3 separate regions of the Homo sapiens genome follow, and regions 2 and 3 are each linked to region 1. The links are chromatin loops, found by intact Hi-C in ENCODE. Cell type or tissue: Caco-2. All regions are shown on one strand. Links, peaks and the distances in the headings refer to the core of each region. The heading gives the core; the rest is flanking DNA. Region 1 overlaps KCNMA1 (potassium calcium-activated channel subfamily M alpha 1). Region 2 overlaps KCNMA1 (potassium calcium-activated channel subfamily M alpha 1). Region 3 overlaps KCNMA1 (potassium calcium-activated channel subfamily M alpha 1).

Region 1 (7,748 bases), core at 1,182-6,181:
GGGAAACTGACTCTTCCTCCTCTGATGAGTGACTTGACTTTCCAGGCAAGTAAAGCAGGATTGAGCTTACTCCTGGGTCTCAGGGTTGCCTCCCTGGCCTGGGGCAGAGCAGATGAAGAGGAAGTGGGTGTTGATTCTTAGTGGTTTGGGGCTTCAACCTTGTCACCTACCTTTCAGGCCTAGCCTCAGTCCTGACTCAACAGGAGAGGCCAACACACCCAACTCCACTTCCTAAAGGCTTTGGTGCCCAACCCCAAGTCCTGATCACTACTCAGGAAGGAAATACAAGGAAATGCCTTCCAGGTAGGAAAGGAGGTATAACCATATGTAGATAAAAAAGGAACTTTCCATTTCTGTAAATTGAAGTCTTATTCACACAAGAGACAGATTGCAGGGGGCTGGATTTATGGGGTAAGATGATTAAATTCTGTGTCCTCTTTCATATGTCATGCTTTATCACGCATTACTAAGGATCTGATTTGGTGGCAATTTGTTGATTTCTTCAGTTCTTAGCTCAGTTACAAAAACGCAGTGAGCAGGACTTGGGTACCCTGCCAGTCAGCTCCTTAGGGTCAGAGAAACACCGTCAGTCCACAGTGCTTTATAACCACCCAACCACCTTAGACGGGGCCTTGGTATTCACTACCCACTCGTCCTCCCCTAGCAACAAGCACCAACAATCCAACATATACGTAAGACTTGTGGGAAGCCCTTATTTGTCTTTATAGCCACAGAATGTGGTACATTTAAGTTGTTCCATAAATGTTTTTGTTTTTGTTTTGAGACTAAGTCTCGCTCTGTTGCCAGGCTGGAGTGCACTGGCGCAATCTCGGCTCACTGCAACCCCTGCCTCCCAGGTTCAAGCAATTCTCCTGCCTCAGCCTCCAGAGTAGCTGGGACTACAGGTGCATGCCACCACGCCCAGCTAATTTTTGTATTTTTAGTAGAGACAGGGAGGGTTTCACCATGTTAGCCAGGGTGGTCTCGATCTCTTGACTTCATGATCTGCCTGCCTCAGCCTCCCAAAGTGCTGGGATTACAGGCATAAGCCACCACGCCTGGCCTTGTTCCATAAATGTTTTTAAAGAAGAACATGCTCCCTGAAATCCAGCCCATACGCCATTCAGTCTCTGACTCTGTCTCTGACAGAGACACTCAAGAGTGAGCTGGGAGAAGGCCTGGCTGTCTGACATCACCTAGGAGGCTGAGGTCTGACCCAGTCTTCCAGACCCTAAGAAGTCTCACAGAGAACCCAGCACTCGGCTGCACTTAAGGCTTCCACAGCACGCTGTTCCAGCATCACCTCCAGCTCCCTATGGGAAGCCCACACACCTGGCCAAGGGACACTGGAGCATGCACTCCCTGCACAGTCCTCTCAGCCACTCTAGCCCTTTGCTCACGTTCTTCTCTGACCCCAGAACAACCTCCCTACCCTTCTCCAAGCTGTCCCTCAAAACCCATTGATCACTTAAGAATCTCCATAGCAGATCTTTTGTACTTGGCATACTGAACTCTGACCACATGCTGGGCAGTTTGCTGGATGACAGGAGTACCAAGAGGACGAAAACACATGCCTGCTCTCAGGCCACTCAGACTATCGGGGGAGGTGAACAGAGGAACAAATGGCTGCAACTCCTGCACAGTCAGACTGGCTGGGGTGAGTCTCAGCCCCACAACGCACTAGCCGGGTGACCTGAAGCAAGTCGCTTAACTTAAAATGTCTGTTTCCTCTTCTCTCATATGAGGACAAGCATGGTACTGATTTCACCAGGCCGTTGTCGCAGTTGTATGAATTAATATAATTAAAGACAACATTTATTTTACTCAAAAATTACTGGAGTAAGAGGAGTGAAGGTAATGCACAAGCTATATTACTTGGTTTTGTACCAAGCTCTTATCAGATTGCTTTCACTAGATTGGTGCCCTGTGCACATGGCAGGCCCTCAAGAAATGTTTGTAACCCTTCCTTGAACATGCTCTGCACTTTACCCAGCTTTTCTGTTCTCATCACCTCTTCAACATTGTTTGTATAAAAATTATGTATTCTGCAAGGATGAGATCAGATGCCACCTCCCCTAATTAGGTTTACATGCTTCATGATTCCCAGACGAACAACTTCCCTGTCTTGTTTTTGGATTTCTCAGGCATCTAAAAACAGGTCCTCACCACCTTCAGTTATACCCATCCATATAGGTATACTATATGCTCCTATCAGACCACAGCTCCTTGAAGACAAATACTGAGATTCATGCATTGTTATTTGGGGCCAAGGCTCTAGCGACAGAACAATTAAAAAGCAGTGCTATTTCTGTAGGGGAGCACTCCAAAACTCCTTTCCAAAACCTTTTTCTCATAAGCCCATGAGCCAGAATGGCTTTCCAGAACCTCATTTTTATCAAAAATAGAAACCAATCTGACCACGCACACTTTATATCAGAGTGAAATGGAACATCCCAAACTTTTATCAACATGCATTTTCTGTTCCCGGTATATAATAAAGGGTCCCAATGTTTATCTAACATTTTTCTGAAATCAGTATGTAACACTCTCCACTTCTGAATCTGATGGGGCACCAGTCAGTTTCATAGTCATCACTGGAGAGACTCTGTGCCAGATTTTGTCTTCAGTTGTAACACAGGATCACATGGTCACTCTACTGAGCTATTCCCACCCACACTCTTGGTTCTAGGGATGATGAAGGGAAAAACAAAATGGTTCTAGCACCTGGATGCAGACCGTTGCATGTTCGACGTCCTTTTCTTGTGCTCCATATGAAACATGTCCCAGATCCTTCACGAGCAACCCTCCACTGTTCAGTTTCATAGGAGCGCAGAAAACAAGTCCAGTTTCAAGTAGGTAGTAATTTCTGTTTCATTTCATGAACAAAATAGAGATGCAGCAATAAATTACATGATTTGAGCCCTCATTAGTAGACAGTAAATGTCACTGTTTATTAAAAAGCTAATAATCCATTCAATTTTTTAAATTAAGCAATAAGACTCTAATATAATAAATTTGAATAATTAAGCCTAATATTAATGGAGTGAAAACATGAGGGAAGAAAGAAGTTCTAAAATCTTTATTTTTCCCTCCACATAAAACATGTTAATAATGATCCCACAGGTGAAAGAAGTTTCTATGTGCATACCAGTGGAGTACTTATTTGTCAAAGCAAGAACTCACACGTATGCTTAGATGGCTGGAAATCTCTAGGGAAGTACAGAGAACTCTCCTAACTCAGCCCTCACTATTGACTCCTAGCTCTATTTTTACCTGATCTGTTTTTATTGCTGGACTCCACTCTCTTTCCATTACATACAGCCTAAGAATTTTCTACTCCAGCTAGAAAGAGCTCTGACTAGGACACAAGTTTACAACCAGGATGGTTGGTCTGTACGTGCTGTCTTCTCCCTGCTCAATAAAAGGAGAGCATCCTTGTGTTAGAAATAGCTTGGTATCTGCGGCCATACCACCCTGGACACACCTGATCTTGTCTGATCTTGGCAGCTAAGCAGGGTCTGGCCCAGTTAATACTTGGATGGAAGAAACAACTTTGCACAACAGTTCTAAACAAAGCACAGTTTGAACTTATTCTTCCTGCCACACAGCCTTCCCACCACGTGAGGCCGTAGCATCATCTCTGCTTGGAAACTCTACACCAAGATTGCACCATCACGCCCTGAAGAAGGCAAGAAGCCTTTTCTCAGGCCACTGAATATAGGCTTATGTAAACAGGCAGTATAACTCAGTAGGCGGAGATGAAACATTTGCACTTCTCTCCAAGCATTATAATGAGAAAGCAAAACTCTTTATACAAGCTAAACCCTTTTCTACATTCTTAAGTGTCCAAACAAACTTTTCCCCAGCAGCCTGCACTTCTATGGCTTTGCATTATTGGGATAAGCCAAGAGGGAGGGAACAGGAGCCTTTCCTCCTAAGCTCAGAGAGATCAAAGAAAACAAAGCTAGAGAGTGTGAGGGATTCTGCTTGGTGAGCATTTCTCAGCAGAGTGGACTTTCTGTGTCTGGGCTGCGGGCCCCTGAGTGTCCGGTGCTCTGAGGACACCTTCAGTGGAATCTGTGGAAGGTACACATCAGATCTGCTCCCAGTAATAATGCCCTGCTTTGCAGAGGCTGTTTTGCTTTCCCAGGTGCTTTCATGTCTTTTATTGATCAACAAGCAAACACTTACTGAGCGCCTATCAGATGCAGGGCCCCAGGTGGAGTTATCTCACCGACAGATCATCTCACGGCCCCAGTCTTCAGATATATGTGCCACTCTGAAAAGAAAATAAGGCCCAGATCTGCCTTCAAGATGTTTATAGTTTATTTGGAGACATAAGCAGAGTCCCACAGAAAGAGAAATAATACTGCAAAGCACTCTATTTTAAGTTAGTCTTCCTCAAACTTTGATCATAATCACAACCACATTAGGAGCTTATTAAAAGTCAAAGGGGCCTGGATCACATCTTTGGAGATTCTAATTCCATGGGAATGAAGCCTGGGTCCCTGTATTTTTAACAAGCAGCCACAAAGATTAAAAATTTAAAACCTAAGACAGTGCCTAAGTGGCAAATGAGACAGTCACTCCTGTTGGCCGAGGTCAAAGGACTCCAGCAAGGTCAGACATAAAAGAGACCTGCAAGGGCAGACAGGAGGCTGAGAGCAGAAAGGCAGAAAGGGGCAAGGTAGGAAGTTAGGAGGGAGAGGGGGATAGGGTCCCAAGAACAAGTGCAATATTCATGTAGGGGACAGAATGCAGAAAATTCTGGATGTAGGAGAAGGCTGCCCTAGAGGATTGAGAGATCAAGACAGACAGGTAGGTCTGGAGTCCAGGGCCGTGGGACTGCAGTCTGGGCCCTGATATTTTATCATATCAAAGTAAGGAGGATCATGAATGACAGGTGTTTACTTTAGCCTGGAGGCAAAGGGTGCCTCAGGAATGGCAGGGCCATGAGAGCAGAGAATTTTAGACAGAGGTCCCGTGCTAGGCCTGGATTGAAACCATCAGGAAGACCGGAAGCTGGGCCCAAGGTTCTAGTAAGATATTTTAATATCCTGTTCTACCCTCACCACAGATCAACGAACTCAGCAAGATAGATAATATTATCTTCTTTCTGTAGAGAGAAAACTGGAGCACAAAGTGGCCAAACAGCAAGAGGAAACCTGGGGAAGCCAGAACAGCCATGTGGCTGGCGCTCATCTTTGACAAATCAATCCACTGCATTTCAAGCCTATTCAACATACATTTATTGAGTGCCTACTACCAGCAAGAAACAAGAAGCAGCAAGATAAACGGAGTGCCGTTCCTGCCCTCAGGGAGCTCACCTCCCAGGGGAGGAGCTGGCAAACATTTTCTGTGAAGAACCGGATAGTGAATACTTCAGACTGTGCAGGCCAGTTAGTCTCTGTAGCAAATGCTCACCTCTGACATAGCACAAAAGTGGCCATGCACAATACACGAACAAATGAGCATATCTGTGTTCCAATAAAACTTTATTTACAAAACATGCAGTGGGCCGGATTCGACCTGTAATGTACCAATCCCTAATCTAGTGGGTAAAACAAACCCCTTCATGGCTACTTATAAAACAAGAGAGGTGTGTTATAAATAAAACGACTTTGCAGCCCAAAGGAAAGATAGAGTAATTTAGTCTGGCCATGGATGACTGGGGAGGCAGCACTGGAGTAGGACAAGTACTTAGTTTTCTAGGTCTCAGTTAAAACGATGGGGCTGAATCAGAAGCACATGGACGGCCCTTCTTGTTCCCGTGTTCTCTGACTTGGATGTGGTGCTCCTTTCCTGCCCAGAGTCTTCCAACTGCACAAACAACGTGGCCTCTCCCAAGCTCCCTGGGCCTCTCCTCACCTCTACCATCAAGTTTTGAATGTCAATTAAGGAATAAAAATTCCTAAATGATCCTGGAAGGCTGAACACACACACACACACGCACAAAGTGTGTGTACATCCTACTGTGTCCGGAATTGGTGGGTTCTTGGTCTGACTTCAAGAATGAAGCCGCAGACCCTCGCGGTGAGTGTTACAGCTCTTAAGGTGGCGCGTCTGGAGTTTGTTCCTTCTGATGTTCGGATGTGTTCGGAGTTTCTTCCTTCTGGTGGGTTCATGGTCTCGCTGGCTCAGGCAGGAGTGAAGCTGCAGACCTTCGCGGTGTTACAGCTCATAAAGGCAGCGTGGGCCCAAAGAGTGAGCAGCAGCAGGATTTATCGCAAAGAGGGAAAGAACAAAGCTTCCACAGTGTGGAAGGGGACCCGGGTTGCCACTGCTGGCTGCGGCAGCCTGCTTTCATTCTCTTATCTGGCCCCACCCACATCTTGCTGATTGGTCCATTTTACAGAGAGCCAAGTGGTCTCTTTTGACAGGGTGCTGATTGGTGCGTTCACAATCCCTGAGCTAGACACAAAGGTTCTCTAAGTCCCCACCAGAGTAGCTAGATACAGAGTGTCCACTGGTGCATTCACAAACCCTGAGCTAGACACAGGGTGCTGATTGGTGTGTTTACAAACCTTGAGCTAGATACAGAGTGCCGACTGGTGTATTTACAATCTCTTAGCTAGACATAAAGGTTTTCCAAGTCCCCACCAGACTCAGGAGCCCAGCTGGCTTCACCCAGTGGATCCCGCACCGGGGCCGCAGGTGGAGCTGCCTGCCAGTCCCGCGCCGTGCGCCCGCACTCCTCAGCCCTTGGGTGGTCGATGGGACTGGGCGCCGTGGAGCAGGGGGCGGCGCTCCTCGGGGAGGCTCGGGCAGCACAGGAGCCCACGGAGGGGCAGGGAGGCTCAGGCATGGCGGGCTGCAGGTCCTGAGCCCTGCCCTGCGGGAAGGCAGCTAAGGCCCGGTGAGAAATTGAGCACAGCAGCTGCTGGCCCAAGTGCTAAGCCCGCTGAGCCCACACCCACCCGGAACTCGCGCTGGCCCGCAAGCACCGCTGGCAGCCCCTGTTCCCGCCCGCGCCTCTCCCTCCACACCTCCCCGCAAGCTGAGGGAGCCGGCTCCGGCCTTGGCCACCCCAGAAAGGGGCTCCCACAGTGCAGCAGCGGTCTGAAGGGCTCCTCAAGTGCCGCCAAAGTGGGAGCCCAGGCAGAAGAGGCGCCCAGAGCGAGCGAGGGCTGTGAGGACTGCCAGCACGCTGTCACCTCTCACTACCACCGCCAGATGCTAAGTCTAAATTTATTTAAATTTCTAAAGGTTTTCTCCCTCCTTCCCAGAACCTCTCCCTCCTGAAAAAGGTCCAGCTGCTTCTGTACCAGACACTCTAGCGAGACTCAAATGTTCTTCCTGACCAAATGCCCACCTCAAGAAGAACCTGGAGCCAGGAAGAAACCAAGGGTGGCCACACACCTCATCTGCCCTGCTGTGCTGGTGCCAGGCGAGAAAACAGAAATAGAGCCACGGAGCTCAACAGCAACACCTCATATGGTGCCAGCAGACAGCGAGCAAGGCCCAGGCAGATAAACACATTAAGGCAGGCTGTGCAGCGCAGGCCACGTCCAGGCCTCAGAGGGACTTCATCTCAGCCAGCCAAGGTCAACTCCATTCTAAGGCTTAGTCAGCCTCCTCCTCTGGGGGCTCAGACTCCCCTGGCCAAGATCACTCATGTACCAAGAGGATTGGACAAGGCCACGAGTGAGGCCAGGTGCCAGCAGGGCAAAGGCAGGCAAAAGGCACCACAGATCGCATGTGGTGGCAGCAAGCCAGCTGTGTATAGATTCAAGCCTCAGACCCACCTC
Region 2 (7,748 bases), core at 1,125-6,124, 92 kb before region 1:
GGTGACTGGGTGAACACTGTTCTGGGACACCCAGCTATGACAGAAGGGACCACAGAACAAAAGGGTGCAAACTGTGGGCCTCACCCTGGGGGGAAATGGGTTTAGAAGTCATACACACACACACACACACACACACACACACACACACACACCCTACATATACCACCAGGGAGTCTAATTTTAGTAGCCATTTGCCCCAGCAAAGCACTTTGCAAGTAGTTATTTTGAGAAATGGTATTAGCCATTCGGTTATTTTTAATGCCCCTTCTGTGACAGGCATTTGTGACATAAACAGCAGCTGAAAGACCATAAACCCATAGCCCTTAGATGTGTTCAGGGCCCAGGCAGCAGCCCCTTGGGATGTCCCAAGCCCAATTCAAATGGAGGGAATGGGCGAGCATCTTGTACGCCCTGCCGGTCCCGCCTCACTGCCTACTGCTCCGTTCACTGGGGATGGGCAGCAAGATTTGACTGAATGGGAAGCCCCTCTGGTCTGTGACAGCCAGTGTGCTAATGACAACCTTCAGTGCTTGCCGACAGAGTGCAGGTGAAAATCCACACTGCTAATGAAGGTCCCTCGTGGGCTGTCCCCAACCTGATGTTCTCAGACCCTGCTCCCAACACATGGCTTCCACACTCTCTGCCTTCCCACATCCTCCCCTCTGCTCAAGCTGACCTCTCATTTGGATCAGCCCACTCCTCATCTCTCATAACCCAGCCCCTGCTGATCTGCATGCTCTGATTCCCCATAATGAAAGAGCTGGATCACCTCCTTGGCCTTCTGCATCTAATAGCTTGAATTGTTGGCCACCTGTGTACTTGTATTTCTTATTGAAGCCACTGCATTTACTCTGTACTGAGGATGCACCAGGCATCATTCTAAGCCCTTAATGAAGTTCAGGGAACTTTCCTGAGGATCCTAGCTGGTATCATCATCATCTAGATTTTCGAGATGATGAAATGGAGGTATAGGGAAGTTACCCAAGGCTTCTTTGCAAGTAGTGCTCTAAGCAAGACTACAGATGCAAGAGCCTCACGGTCTAGGTCTAACCCTGGTTCTGCACCTTGGAACCATGGACAAGTTCGTCAGTCTGTGCCTCAGTCTTTCCCTGAGTTCCTGTAAAGATTAAATGAGTTAATGCTTATATGATCCCTTTACAGATGTCTGGCACATGACAGGCACTGTCTAAGAGTCCTCGCTTGTATGGGAGTGGAGAGGAGAGGCCAGAGTATTGTAAGGTAAGATGTATTAGTGCCTACAATGTGTTATGCAATGTACTAAAGCATTCTGCATGTATTATCATATTTAATGCTCATAATACCTTGTGAAATTTTACAAAGAAATTAAGCTTAGAGAAGTGAAATCATTCTCCTGTGGTCAAAGCCAGTGAATGGGGATTTGAACCAGGTAGCTGAACACAAGTCTAAGTTTATTAACCTGAATCCTCTGCTGGTTGTCTTGACTCTCTGGAAACTGATCATGTCTTCAGATTTCCCACAGTTCCTGGCACTAGGTTGAGCACTCTAAACAGATTCAATGCCAATTGCAGGCTTCTGACAAGGCTTCCTAAATGCAGAGCCCTGGCTGCAGATCAGGAGACCCTGGCCCCTCCAAGGGCACCCCGGCTAATCAGCCTCTTCTTCTGACTTCTGACTCCACCCCAGGACAGGCATGGTGCTTCGAAAGCAGAAGTAAGGCAGCAGAACACTTGGAGAAGCCTCGCTGAGGGCCAGGGCCTGGTGGTTCGGATGGCAGCAAGCTGCCCCCAGGGACCCAAAACCCAAAGGTCAGGAATGTAGTACTGGCCAGCCAGGGCAGGCACTGCTGTGTGGTAGAAGAGAAGTCCAGAACTGTGAGGCGTCAAGCGTGAGTTGGAGGCAGGATGGCAGTGAGAATGCACGCCCAACTGAGCGAGTGCGTGTGAGTGAATTATGTGTGTGGTTCAGTTTTAGGCACTGGGCAGATTTGCAAAGCTCATCACCCTCCTAGAGTTGCCTGCAAAAGGCCACATGTTTAACACCACGTCAATCAATCAACGGAGGTGCACTGGGTGGGGAGTGTGTGGCCAACCCAGCACGGGGAGCCGTGCAGCTGCAGGGAAGAGAGCATCTCTTTCCCCAGTGGCTCATGGTCATAGCCGAGGACACAAGACTGGCCCTTGTGGGAAAATTGAGGGGACCTGTTAAATGCTGACCTCTAATGTGGTTCCAGTTGAGTCACCATATTTCTTGTGAACCTCCAAAGCACTGGAAGACTTCTGGGCCTCGCGTGGCTGCAGGTGAAACATACAGCCAATCACTCCACCCTGGAGTCTTGGTTTCCTCCCCTGCAGAATGAGAGTGACGCTGATAAGACATCTCAGGCAGAGGCGAAGGAGGTGAGCCCTGTGGGAATTTCGGCTGCCCCTGTGCCAGGCTGAACAAGACAGGGCCTTTGCTTTCTGGGGGCTGATGAGTCATATAAAGGGGATAGAATCAAACACTCAAAAGACAATAACCGCAACACAGGGCTGGGTGAATAAATACACAACTGGCTACTCAGAATGGGATAACCATGGGAGAGGACTTTTAATGCCAAAGAAACTCACCACGTTGCCTTTGACTTTGAAAAGTGATCTGTGCTTAATCTGGCATTTCGCCAATTGGACCATGAGCAATGGGGTCCCAGTCCTCATTACCCAGTGCCTCCTTTGCTTCAGGCCAGGGCTGAATAGGTACTTAGGACATTCCTAAGAAGGACTGTGCAGGAGGAGGCTAGCCCAGCTGCCTGGCTAGCCTCAGCACACACATTCCCTGGAACAGCAGCCTCGCTTACTGCCAGACCCCACAGGGGTTTCTGCAGGGGCTGGACAAACGGGCACATGGGGATGAAAAGGGTAGAGTCCCCAGAGTCAGTCAATGTCAGTGAATTGGCAGCCGCTGCTCACAGAGCTGTCTGGATTCTTTGCAGCCCAGAGAGCACCTTTCACCACCCAGATGGGGAGGCCTTGCCAACCCTGAGCCCCTCAGGGAGGTCATACGTGTGATTCTCAGACACCAGAGGGAGCAGTTTTCCAGAGAGTGAAGAAATGGGATCCGGGAAGCTTGGTGAATTCGTCTGCTGGGGCTGCCATCATAAAGTATCAAAAACTGAGTTGGATTAAATAATAGAAATGCATTGTCTCACAGGTCTGGAGGCCAGAAGTCTGACATGGAGATGTCGTTGGGGTCAGTTCCTTCTGAGGGCTGTGAGGGCACATGTGTTCCAGGCCTCTCTCCTAGTTTTCTTGTCCTTCCTTGGCTTACAGATTCATCACCGCAATCTCTGCCTTCATCTTTATAGGCATTCTCCCTGTGTGCATGTCTGTCTCTGTGTCCAAAGTTCCCCTTTTTATAAATATGACACCAGTTATTTTGGGTTAGAGCCCACGCTAATGATCTCATCTTAACTTGATCATCTGCAAAGACCTTATTTCCAAATAAGGTCACATTCACAGGTACGGAGGGCTAGGACTTCATTATCTGTTGGGGAGACACAATTCAACCAATAATATTTGAGTTCCTCAAAGGAAAAACAGCTTTTTAAAAAGCCAAACTGAAATTCCTAACATTACTAATATACTGGAACAGAGTCCCAAGAAGTAGGCTCAATGTGTGAAGGAGCTTCCCGGTTCCAGCCCCCACGTTACCCCAGCCCAGGCCTTTGTGGCCTCCCGCCTGCACTGCTCTGTGATGGGCCCCTTGCCGGCTGCCCTGACTTGGCCTGTCTCCCTTCTGCTACCTCCGCATCAGGCTGCCACACCTTGCATCTCACCACCAGGTCCACCTCGGTCACGACACCTTCCTGGTCTAAAGGCCCCAGTGGCAGTCAACCACCCAGAGGGCTGACTGTGGCTCACTCCTTTTGACTTCAGCACCCTTGGTAATCTGCACCAACAGAAACATCGGCCAATGAGTGCCGTGATTTCTCTGCCCGTTTTCTCATTCATGAAAGGGAGAAAAAACGAACTCTCCATGCATCTACTCCCAACACATTCCCCTGAGAAGCCTGCGGGGAAGCTCCCTGGGAGCCCATTGCCAAAGCTTCCACCTCATGGAGCTGGCGTGTACACAGACAGGCACAGCCTGCCGTGCTGGGCCACCATACTGGTGACTGGCTGTGCTCTGGTCCCAGCCCAAGGGGTGGGCAAAAGAGGAAAGCCAGCCTCATGATGAGCAGAGGACAGGGAAGAGACCCCCACACCAGGGACTGACCCCTCCATTCCCTCAGAGGAAGCAGAGGCTACTGAGCCACCAGTACCCCCGCGGTTCCTCCCTGTAGTTGCTCATGGAAAGCCACCAGCCTCAGGAAGTCTTCCTGTGTGGAAGCTCACTGGCACCAAGGCAGGCTGAGCCCCTCTGCCAAAGGTTCTGGGCAGCCATCGGTCTGATAAAGACACAGAGCCCTCCTTGGAGGCCTGGAAGCCCCACCCCTAGAAGGTGGTCCTTGAAAGCTCTGTCACTCATTTCTTCTCCAGAGCCCCTGAAGCATCCTCCATGCAGCTGTGCCCACCTGACCATACAGCCTGGCCCTCCCTTAGCAGCACCCTGGACTCCATTCCTACCACCTCCTTGACAACAGAATCCTGTCTGTCACCCTCCTCACCAGGTGCGGGTCTTCAAGATAAGAGACCACCTCATGCATGTTACAAGGAATGCTCTAGAAGGAGCACCATTCAAGAAAGAGAGGACAGGGCCGGGCACGGTGGCTCACGCCTGTAATCCCAGCACTTTGGGAGGCCGAGATGGGCATATCACAAGGTCAGGAGATCGAGACCATACTGGCTAACATGGTGAAACCCCGTCTCTACTAAAAATACAAAAAAATTAGCCAGGTGTGGTGGCGGGCGCCTGTAGTCCCATCTACTTGGGAGACTGAGGCAGGAGAATGGCGTGAACCCGGGAGGCAAAGCTTGCAGTGAGCCAAGATTGCGCCACTGCACTGCAGCCTGGGTGACAGAGCGAGACACTGTCTCAAAAAAAAAAAAAAAAAAAAAAAAAAAGAGGACAGGTTGAGCGCCCTGTCAGACCAGTGGGCCCCCAAAGCTATATACCATGTTTGTTTACCTACTTGATTTCTCAACATCACTGTGAGGGAGCTATGAACATCCTCATTTTACATACAGGTAAGGTAACTGAAGTTCAGCTAGATTAAGTGTGTTGACCAGGACACAGCACTAGCAAGAGCCTGAGGACACCTGGCTCCTGCTGTCACCTGGCTGTCTTCACCTGGTGTCCCACAAGTACTTCAAACTCTGCTCTCCAAAGCTCTGCTCATTGTCTTCCCACTCGCCATCCTTACCAGCCCCTACCCACACTACCTTGCTCTTCCTGAATCCTTTGTCCTCACTAGGACACCACCCTCTACTCTGCTGACCAGGCAAACAAAAGGACCCAGGCGAACAAAAGGACCAGTGTTGCCCAAGGCCTCTGCAGAGGTCTGTGCATGCATCTCAGAGAGCGAACTAACCATGGGAGTTCAGCACTGATCCTATTGTGTCCTTCCACTGGCTTTTTGTCTGAGCTCCCACTGGAAAAACCCTGCATTCTTACTTGATGAATTTTCAAAAGCAGCCAGGGCTTTATTATCAACTGTCTTTTATGAATAATCAAAGTCCAATGGGGACTCCCTAATTAGCCTGGGCATGAAGGCCATTTGCATAACATATTGAATGCCTCTGGAGTGTCAGGTACCTCAGTAGACATGATGGTTCATGCACTAAACCTCAGCATGTGACCAAGCCTATGGCCAGACACAGATGAACTTGAAAGTGATGCACTGGAAGTCGATGCCCCTTGAGGGTGGGTGAGCTCACAGAGTCTATTCCTGACACTGTTGCTCTCACCTCGTGACAAAGAACCAATGCTGCTTTCTTGCATCCACCCCTGAGTTCCAGAACCCCCGCAGACAGGCTTCCAAAAACTGTGTCCCCAAACTAAGACTGTGTGATATGTAAGAAGAACTGGCAGGGGACCCAACCTATATTATAAAACCTCTTGATCTCCTAAAAGAGAGCTGAGTTTAACCCGACTTAGATCACCAGGACAGATGCTATCACAGAATCTTAGAATCTGAGGTTGTAATGGTCTTCTCCAATTCAATATCAAATCCAGTGCTCCCAGTCCTCTTCTCCTAGGACTTTGTATTTGAGGTGGGGAATAAGGGAGAAAGTGGAAGATGTGGCTAACTTGCAGGTGAGTAAAGGAGAAGTCAGGAAGAAGTAGTGACTTGTCCCCCAATTCCCACACTCAGGAGCATGGGCAGTGGAGGGAGAAGGATGCTGCCACTGGCTTCATTTACATTTGTCCATTTACAAATACCATGGCAACAAGAGCTCAGGCATGCAATGCCCTCCTGCCCAGATTCCTGCTTCAAAATCAAAACAAATCCAGTATGCCTGGAAAACCTGCCACAGCTCAGCAAACTAGGAACAGGTGCCATCAATGTGCCAAAAACCTAAAGGAATCTGAAAAAAAAAAATCAGTTATGCAGAAAAAGAGAAGGCAGGGAGGCCCCTTGGGCAGCTTTGCTCCCTGAGAAGCGGCAGGATGGTTGTGAAACAAGGAGTGAGGCCCTTGAAGAACCTCACATCAGAGCTGCCTACATCAGTAGGGCTGAACAGGGAGGTGAGCCAAGTATCAGGCACCGGGACTCCCTGGTCACTATGGATCACAGCAGTGTTCAGCAGCAGCAGCAGCTCTGAGAAGCCCTGGGAATCACATGGCAGATACATCCAGAAGAAAACTGGCCAGGGCAGGGGCTTGTCCCTGACACAGCAGGTGGCAGCTCCAGGAAGGAGGACAAGTCCAAGCACAGTTTGTACCTGGCATGTTGGCCAGGTTAAACAGCAAGCCAGATGCAAACAGTTGGCACAAGGTGCAGTGGCTTTACCAAACACAGAGAAGAAATATCACAGGATTAAGTTCCCCTTCTGGAACTATTCATGGTTCCAGCTCACTCACCCAGACTCACAGGTCTCTGCAAGGCTTCACTTCATCATCCAGTGCTCTAGTGCAAGATCCGAGAGTAGCATTCTATGGGCAATGAGGTGCACAGCAGAGGAGCCCAAGAGAATTGACCCTCCCTATTTACAGGCAAACACTGACTGCATTCATGGATGCAAAACACGAAAACCTCCCACCAGACCTTGAAAACATTCTTAACTATAAAAGGTAGAGAATGCAGCACTCAAAATAAATAAATTTGAAAAAAAAAAGGACTGGGTGGGAAAGTGCCATTATCATCATGGCCAAGAGCACAGGCTCTGCTGTGAAACTGGCTGGACCTGAGTCCTGGCCCCCAGTCAGTACCCAGATGAGGCTGAGTAGGGCTCAACCCTCTGGACATGCGTTTCCCCAATCTATATAATGAGGACAAACAAAGCACATGCCCCTTGGAGTTGTTCTGAGGTAATGCACACAAAGTGCTTAGCACAGTGCACAGAGGACAGTCTGTGCTCAGTAAACAACTCGTGTGATATTGTGATAATTGAACTTGGAGAAACCATCTATTCTATGTCTGCAGTAAAAGTCAAGAGAACTTATTTCTGAAACAAGATGTGTTATGAAGGGCACATTTAGAAAGCACTCTCAAAATGAAGAGGAAAAAAATACAGAAGCAGAAATACTGTGAGGTCTAAGACAGATTATACAAAAAGATGACAGATATAGAGGACAGGCAGCCAATTCAGAATAAACCTAACTGAAAAGACGAAAACAAAAAAAAGTTT
Region 3 (7,748 bases), core at 999-5,998, 150 kb before region 1:
GACATTCTAAGCAGAGTGTATGGATGCAGGAACAGCCAAGAGTCTCAGCCAGAGGGCAGACCTGGGGCCCCCTCTTGGTTTACCTTGGCTCCAGCCAGTCCAAAGAATACACAGGCAGCTTGCAGACCACTGAGTTGAGACTAAGGGCTCAGCCCTAGGGCAGCTGCAACACAAATGCAGCAGCAACTGCTAGATATTTGCAGCATGCCCCTGAAGTCTGGTCTGTTGTAAAAAAAAAAAAAAAAAAAAAAAAAAAAAAAAAAGGCCGGGAGCGGTGGCTCACGCCTGTAATCCCAAAACTTTGGGAAGCCGATGCGGATGGATCACGAGGTTAGGAGATTGAGACTATCCTGGCCAACATGGTGAAACCCCATCTCTAAAATATAAAAAATTAGCCGGGTGTGGTGGTGCACACCTGTAGTCCCAGCTACTCGGGAGGTTGAGGCACGGGAATCACTTGGACCCGGGAGGCAGAGGTTGCAGTGAGCCAAGATCGTGCCACTGCACTCCAGCCTGGCGACAGAGCAAGACTCTATCTCTGAAAAAAAAAAAGGCTCACAGCAAAGGGTGTGGAGGTTGGGATGCTCAGCTTCGGGGCAGGAGAAGCATACAGCAAGCCTCTCACACCTGCAGGACTCCAGGCTCCCAGAGCCACAGCTGCACTCTACCTCTCTCCTTTCCTTTCCCCTTCTGAGCACCTTCGGGTTACTGGGATAAAGTAGTGCTTAATGAGAGGCCAAAGGGACTTTGCCTCCTTGAGGCTTTTTGATTGCTTTGCACAAAACTCATAGAATCACCTTATGTTCCTTCACTTAATCAGTCACTTATGAGCACTATTCTAGGCACTGCGTGAGGCTGGGAAGGCCCTGCTCACCTGTTACTCTTACTCTGTTATGCTCTTCGTAAAATCCATCAAAAACAAGCAGTCATCCTGCTTCTCTTATTTCCCCATTTCACAACTGTGGAACCCAAGTACAGCCATCCAGTGTCAGACTCATGAACTTCAGAAGCAGAAGCCTGAAGATGAGCTTTGGAGTCACTGTCACAGCAACAAGCCAACTGGCATGCAGAAATGAAGAGACTCACTCAAATGAGGGACCTAAATCCCTTCTATGGTCAATGAGAAACAGAGGCCCATGAAAGGGAAAGGCCAGATACACCCTCACACAAGGAAGTGGTGGCAGAGCCAGGCCCAGACAGCAGAGATCTCAAAGGTCCCCATTTTCAATGTTGTGTTTCTTCCATACTGTCATTTCAAAAGAGCCATTTAAGGCTGGGACACTCTGGTCCCACTCAAAAAAAACAACAACAAATCATTAAACTTTCAACTTTTAAAAAACTACCAAACAGGTTGCAAAACACTTTCTTATCCTACACCTGGGCGAGAGAGACTTACAGAGGGGGAAGGGGCAGGGAGGGAAGAAGGAGAGGGTCATGAATGGTGAGGGGGAAGGGACTGAGTGAGGGTGGAAGTGTTCATGATTGGGATGGAGTAGAGATTAGGGAGCCTTGAACCTCCCTGAAGGTGAGAAAAGATCACGGATATCTGTTCATGAATTTAAAAAGACTCCGCAACTTCATATTCAGAGAGGAGCAGGACTCAGGAATCAGGCAATGGTCATGAGGTAAGTTTCAATTTTTCAAAACAAAGGTGATTTCATTTTTAAAAATTTGTTGTTTATTTGTCAAGAGAAACTATTTATTTTTATTTTTATTTTGAGACAGAGTCTCACTCTGTTACCCAGGCTGGAGTGCAATGCTATGATCTCCGCTCACTGCAACATCCACCTCCCGGGTTCAAGCAATTCTCACGCCTCAGCCTCCCGAGTAGCTGGGACTACAGGTGCACACCACCACATCTGGCTAATTTTTGTATTTTTAGTAGAGACAGGGTTTCACCATGTTGGTCAGGCTGGTCTTGAACTTCTGGCCTCAAGTGATCTGCCCACCTTGGCCTCCCAAAATTCTGGGATTACAGGCATGAGCCACTGTGCCCAGCCTTAAGAAAAACTATTTCTTAAGCCACATATTCATGTTTTATAGTTCAAGAACACAGGTCAGTGACAAATCTCTAGGTAATTCTTCCCAAAGGAATACTTTATATTCCAAAATCACTTTGCACTCTGAAAGATACCTCATCTCCTCAAAATCTTTCATAGAATCATAATTTCTGTAGAATCCGTGTATGCCTTCTTTTTTAGTTCAGCCACAGCAAAGTTACAGAGGGTTGCAACCCCCAGGGAAATAACAAATGCGCCAACAATATGAAATCACAGATGCTCAGCCAGAAGGCCATGTATCTGAGGTTTTGTCAAAGCACCGGAAGCCACAGTAGTTATTATGCTCAAAAGGTATGTCAGCCTCAACACCAGCATCCTTCCTGGCTGATCGATTTCATTTTTTGACAGATGAGTTTGACACCGCCAATCAGTGGCACCAAGGGACTGTATCATAATATCCTAATGGTCCCGAGGCTGATTCCCACGCCACAAGGGTAACTGCAATTCCATCAAGCCACAGCCAAATACAGAATGCCTCCCATTTAGGAAGCTCAGTTAAACTTTTTATGTCACCAACACGCCCCAACCTCAGAGTTGTCCCTTCCTCACTCAACACACGGGACATTTATCTTCAACGTCACCACCTAGCTTCAAGCTTCCTTCGGCTTCCCCAACCACAGTCCCCACTAACTACAAGCTCAGGCCAGCGCTACAGCCTGCTGACCACTGGCAAGGGGCCTTGGCACATCTAGACATCTGCAGCCAGGCCTGCCTCTCACCTTCTAGGCTATTTTCTCTGTAGAAGAACAAACTGCTTGAAAATCAGACTGCACCAGAACAGGCATTCTTCCTGCTGCTGTGGAAGTGTGTCTCGTTCCTGTGGAAAGGAGGTATCTTGTTCTGGACAGTGTGGGCTGGAGCTGCTGGCGGTCAGAACAGGGAAGATCGTGTTCAGGAAGAACACCATCCCTGAGAGAACCAGTCTCCCGACACACATCTCAAGGCCAGCCTGCACCAGCTCAACCCTCTCCTAAGCGAGAGGCTCCCCTATTAGCGTGATGCATGTCTTGGACCATTATGGATTGACATACATTCTTTTGTATGAAGATATTCAATGCTGCACATGGCATCTCTCACGACAGGACCCCCGAACCCAGAACACAGCTGCTGAGGAACAGGTGCTCCATCAATACGGGTGAAATAGATGAATACGTCCAAGTGCCGGTGTCGAGCACTGGAAATACAAGGACGATAAAGACACCACCCCTGCCTCCAAGGAGTTTTTTGGCTAGTGGGAGATTCCCCCTTGTTATTTGTCACTGGTGGGGTCAGAAATGGAGTCAAGGTCAGCGGGTTTTGGACTAATCTAGAAGAAGGACTGGATCAGTGCTTCTTAAATGTGTTATTCACATACTCCCATCACAACTTCTGCCCTAGCTGCATGACTCCTATGCTATTCACTAAACATTTTTCTTTCAATGGAGTCAAATTTTTTAACTAAACAAAGATATCTTTTTTGGGGAGAGAGTCTCACTCTGCCTCCTAGGATGGAGGGCAGTGGTGTGATCATAACTCACTGCAGGCTCAACCTCCCACTTCAGCCTCCTGAAAAGCTGGGACTACAGGCATGTGCTACCACACCTGGCTATTTTTTTTTTAATTTTTTGTAGAGATGGTGTCTCCCTCTGTTGCCTAGGCTGGCCTCAAACTCCTAGGCTCAAGCGATCTTCCCGCCTCAGCCTCCCAAAGTGCTGAGATTACAGCAATGAGCCACTGCACCCAGCTTAAATAAATATATCTTAAGGATACTCCGTAACATTACCACATGTGAAAAACTGGTATCACCAGTGAAGAAATAGAAGATAACCTTCAAAATAAACAAAATAGAAGAAAACTTTCAAAATAAATGCAAAACAAAACCAGGGTATGAAATTCTAGGTAGATGCCTCCGTTTGCATGCAGTCTCAATGGGGGCTGTTCTGTGCCTTTGTTCAAAAGGGAGACAGGCAAGGGTTAAGAGATGTTCAAACAGTAAACCGAGACTTTCTCCCTGAGATAACTAGAAAGACTGGAAGAAAACTGGAAATGAACTAAATCCCTCCTTGGTGACTCAGGGTCCTGTCCATATATCACTAGAAGGTATCTGCTACACCACCTGTGGTGTGGGGAAACCATAAAGCTGAAATGAGCTTTAACATTTCTTTCAACATCCAGGTCCTATAACACCATAAGCAGATTATTTAATGTCAAAGAAATCAAGCGCATGGAAGAAAGACAGCACCTAAACAACACAGGTCTGTTGACTGAATTAGATTTCCAAAGTTTCTGGCCCTCCCAGATTCATTATATCCTATGGTCTTCGGGTTACAAATGAGGACAGAAAAGCAGAGAGAGAGGAGGGAATGTACCCAACCCATCCACCTGGCAGTGACAGAGCTCAGAGGTCTTCATTTTGGATGAACCATGGGACCCAGATGCCTATGAAAGGGGAGGACTTGTAATCTTTTTATTCCCGATCTTAGACTACCTGTGTGTGCAATATGTGTTTCCACCACTTTGTGAAGTTCAGCCAAATGGCCCTTAAGAAATGAAGGCAATGACTTGGTGGAGGCCCTGCACGTAGAGAACGTCAGAAAAGGCTGAATTGGATCCCCAGATGTTCCTAAGACCTGCTGGGGGAAGCTTGCACAAGTCTGGTCCAAAATCCGTTTGTAAGGAAATTGGTGAAAATCACAGCAAAGCTGGCCTTCACAGGCCACATACCCAGGCCCTGCTCTCAAGCAACATCAGGCTTGGATAGATTTTTCCAGAACCCCAGATAGAGCTGGGCTAACTTAACAGGTTGAATTCAAGGCGTACCAAACTTTAAAACTGGAATTGGAGTTGACTATTTATATTACAAGAAGATTCTTCACTCTCCAAAAGCAACCCTTTGTCGTCTGAGCACCCCTAAAGACTTAAGTGTTTGTTAACAGATTACTAACCATTTGGCAGGAGTGCAAGCACTAAAGAAAACTTGCAGAGAAAGGAAGGGGAGGGAACTGGAATCTCTGCACCATTGGTTCGCCAAGCTTTGTGCTACATGCTTCACTTACAGTATCTCATTTAACTAATCCTCCCAGCAGGGTTAAGAATCTCCATTATACAGAAAAGGAAACAGCACAGAGAAGTGAAGTAATTTGGCCAAGGTCACACAGGTACTACAGCACTAGAAGCAGGGGCTGTTTCCAGCAGCACATGACATGGAACTTCCTAAGGAAGTGCCATTTGCATTTTGTTATCACCATCTACTAAAACATACCCCTCTGGCACACAGTGCAATAACTATTTATTGACATGAATATACATAAATGCTAAGAATGCCATACACAGTAAAGATGACCATATGGAGCTTAAAATTTATTACAGGTCAGAGGTATCAAAAGAAAATTATCTGAATATGCCAGGCTAGCAAGGGAGGGGATTCTTGGTGCCTAAAGTCCTACTATTCCAGTCTTCTTTCTTTACACACACACACACACACACACACACACACACACACACACTCCTTCAGCCAAAATGTTCCACTTTAGTGGAGGGAAAAGAGAGCCTGGAGCCATAAGTCTAGCTTATTGCTGATGCCTGGTGTTCCCCACTCTGCCTCCCAGGATCTGGAATTTATCTTGACCACCAGACAGAGCACAGAACTCCATTACCTAGGGTGGGCCAGGGCTGCCACGGAGCAGCATTGTGTGGCTGTACCCTCCAGAAACTCTGGATGTAAGATGGAAGGATTGTAGTACCTGGTGGACAATAGGTGGGAAAGGATGGAGGGTAAAGAAAAGCACAAGACAGGGAGAAAAAGGAAGGGGAGAGTGGGAGGATGGGAGGCAGGAAGTTCGGTTAAAATATACTGTCAGTGGCACCGGATAAAAATAATAGCCTTTTCTGTGATTGAAAGCATTTCTAAAAATCAAAGATAGGAACAGCTGCTGTGCTATGGTGGTGGGATTATGACTGCTTTTGTAAATGTCTTTTAATGTTCTTATATAGTTTTACAGCAGGTAAAATTTTGGAGCAGAAAGATATAAAAACATTCATGGATAGAAAATTCAGAACAAGTCACCAAGGGGAACTTGGTTTGTGATAATTTTATAAAACAGTGTTACATACATTCCTAACCTATCCCCAGGCCCCCTGAGAGCCACAACCAAGACCCATTGGACCAAGCTTCTGAATTTCACAGAGCTTAATGGGCTTCTGATGGCAGGGGCTAGTCACCCACAAAGAGAGGCCACAACATACAGAGGCAGGAGGCCTGCACCGGGGCCAGGACCATGCTCTGTGGACAAAATAGATGATTTCAGGCAAATCCCTTACCTGGCTGACTCGGGTCGTCTTCCTTAAAGTAAGAGGCTGCATGCGATCAGGAGTGACAAACTCAAATGCTTTAAAGAGTTAGGCTGGGATCACAGAACTGAATGGGCCATCAGAGCCTATGGTGGCCTGGAAATCACACACCCGGAGGCCAAGGGTGCAGCTGCTACCCAGACCTAGGTGAATGCTGGGCCCCATGCTGCCAGTGTAGAGAAGTTGGGAATCTATACTTTTTTAAATGTTTGGTTTAATTTTAATTTTTTTTGTTTTTAGAGATGGGATCCCACTGTGTTGCCTAGAGTGAAGTGGTGCAATCATAGCTCACTACAGCTTTAGACTCCTGGGCTCAAAGTGATCCTCCCGCCTCAGCCTCCCAAGTTGCTAGGACTAGAAGCATGGGCCGCCACACCAGAAGAAAACTAGACTTTCATGTGGGCTCTAATTTTTCTGTTGGCATCCAGTTTCTAAAAAACGTAGTACCAAGCACAGTGCCTGAATCTGTAATTCCAACACTTTGGGAGGCCAAGGCGGGCAGATCACCTGAGGTCAGGAGTTCGAGACCAGCCTCAATTAGGAGAAACCCCGTCTCTACTAAAAATACAAAATTAGCCGGGCGTGGTGGTGCATGCCTATAATCCCAGCTACTTGGGAAGCTGAGGCAGGAGAATTGCTTGAACCTGGGAGGCAGAGGCTGCAGTGAGCCGAGATTGTGTCATTGCACTCCAGCCTGGGCAACAAGAGCGAAACTCTGTCTCAAAAAAAAAAAAAAACAAAGAAGTACTTCAAATGTATTATCTCACTACTCTATGATATGTTGTAAGATTGGCCCCATTTTTACAAATGAGGAAACTGAGGCTCAGAGACATTAAGTAATTTGCCCAAGGTAACACAGCTAAAAAGGGGCAGAGCCAGGATTGGCTACTACAAAGTCCTTATTCCTTCTCTCCACAACATTTTATTAAGAAAATTTCAAACAAGGCCGAGTGTAGTGGCCCAGGTGGCTCATGCCTGTAATCCCAGCACTTTGGGAGGCCAAGACGGGTGGATCACCTGAGGTCAGGAGTTCAAGACCAGCCTGACCAACATGGTGAAACCCCATCTCCACTAAAAATACAAAAATTAGCCGGGGTGATGGTGCATGCCTGTGGTCCCAGCTACTCGGGAGGCTGAAACAGGAGAATGACTTGAACCCGGGAGGCCGAGGCCGAGCCCAGATCATGCCACTGCACTCCAGCCTGGGCGACAGAGCGAGACTCTCTCAAAAAAAGAAAGAAAAGAAAAGAGAAGAGAAGAGAAGAGAAGAGAAGAGAAGAGAAGAGAAGAGAAGAGAAGAGAAGAGAAAAGAGAAGAGAAGAAAAGAAAAGAGAAGAGAAGATTCCAAACATACAACAG

Evidence for each region. Hi-C counts contacts between places; a loop is a spot of excess contacts. Peaks named below come from ENCODE experiments on the same cell type or tissue, not always from the same donor. Only the 100,000 strongest peaks of a DNase experiment are listed, where the experiment ranks them.
Region 2: a loop joins it to region 1, with 2.7 times the contacts of the local background. A loop is called at or near these places in 6 of 110 quality-filtered maps.
Region 3: it touches region 1 in a loop (8-fold over the local background); 3 of 110 quality-filtered maps call a loop at or near these places.

The regions. Positions count from the first base shown.
Region 1 is chr10:77,583,593-77,591,340 of GRCh38, forward strand. All of the region lies in intron 1 of KCNMA1 (potassium calcium-activated channel subfamily M alpha 1), which reads right to left. It also overlaps the pseudogene RNA5SP321. Among named protein-coding and RNA genes, the nearest start is that of KCNMA1, 50 kb to the right of the region's middle. In Caco-2, for the core only: no CTCF peak of the experiment used is centred there; DNase peaks (open chromatin) are centred at 3,659 and 4,029.
Region 2 is chr10:77,491,603-77,499,350 of GRCh38, forward strand. The region is part of intron 1 of KCNMA1 (potassium calcium-activated channel subfamily M alpha 1); the gene reads right to left. Among named protein-coding and RNA genes, the nearest start is that of KCNMA1, 140 kb to the right of the region's middle. In Caco-2, for the core only: CTCF peaks have their summits at 3,060 (motif pointing right) and 3,323; no DNase peak of the experiment used is centred there.
Region 3 is chr10:77,431,453-77,439,200 of GRCh38, forward strand. The region is part of intron 1 of KCNMA1 (potassium calcium-activated channel subfamily M alpha 1); the gene reads right to left. It also overlaps the pseudogene COX6CP15. Among named protein-coding and RNA genes, the nearest start is that of KCNMA1-AS3, 84 kb to the left of the region's middle. In Caco-2, for the core only: no CTCF peak of the experiment used is centred there; no DNase peak of the experiment used is centred there.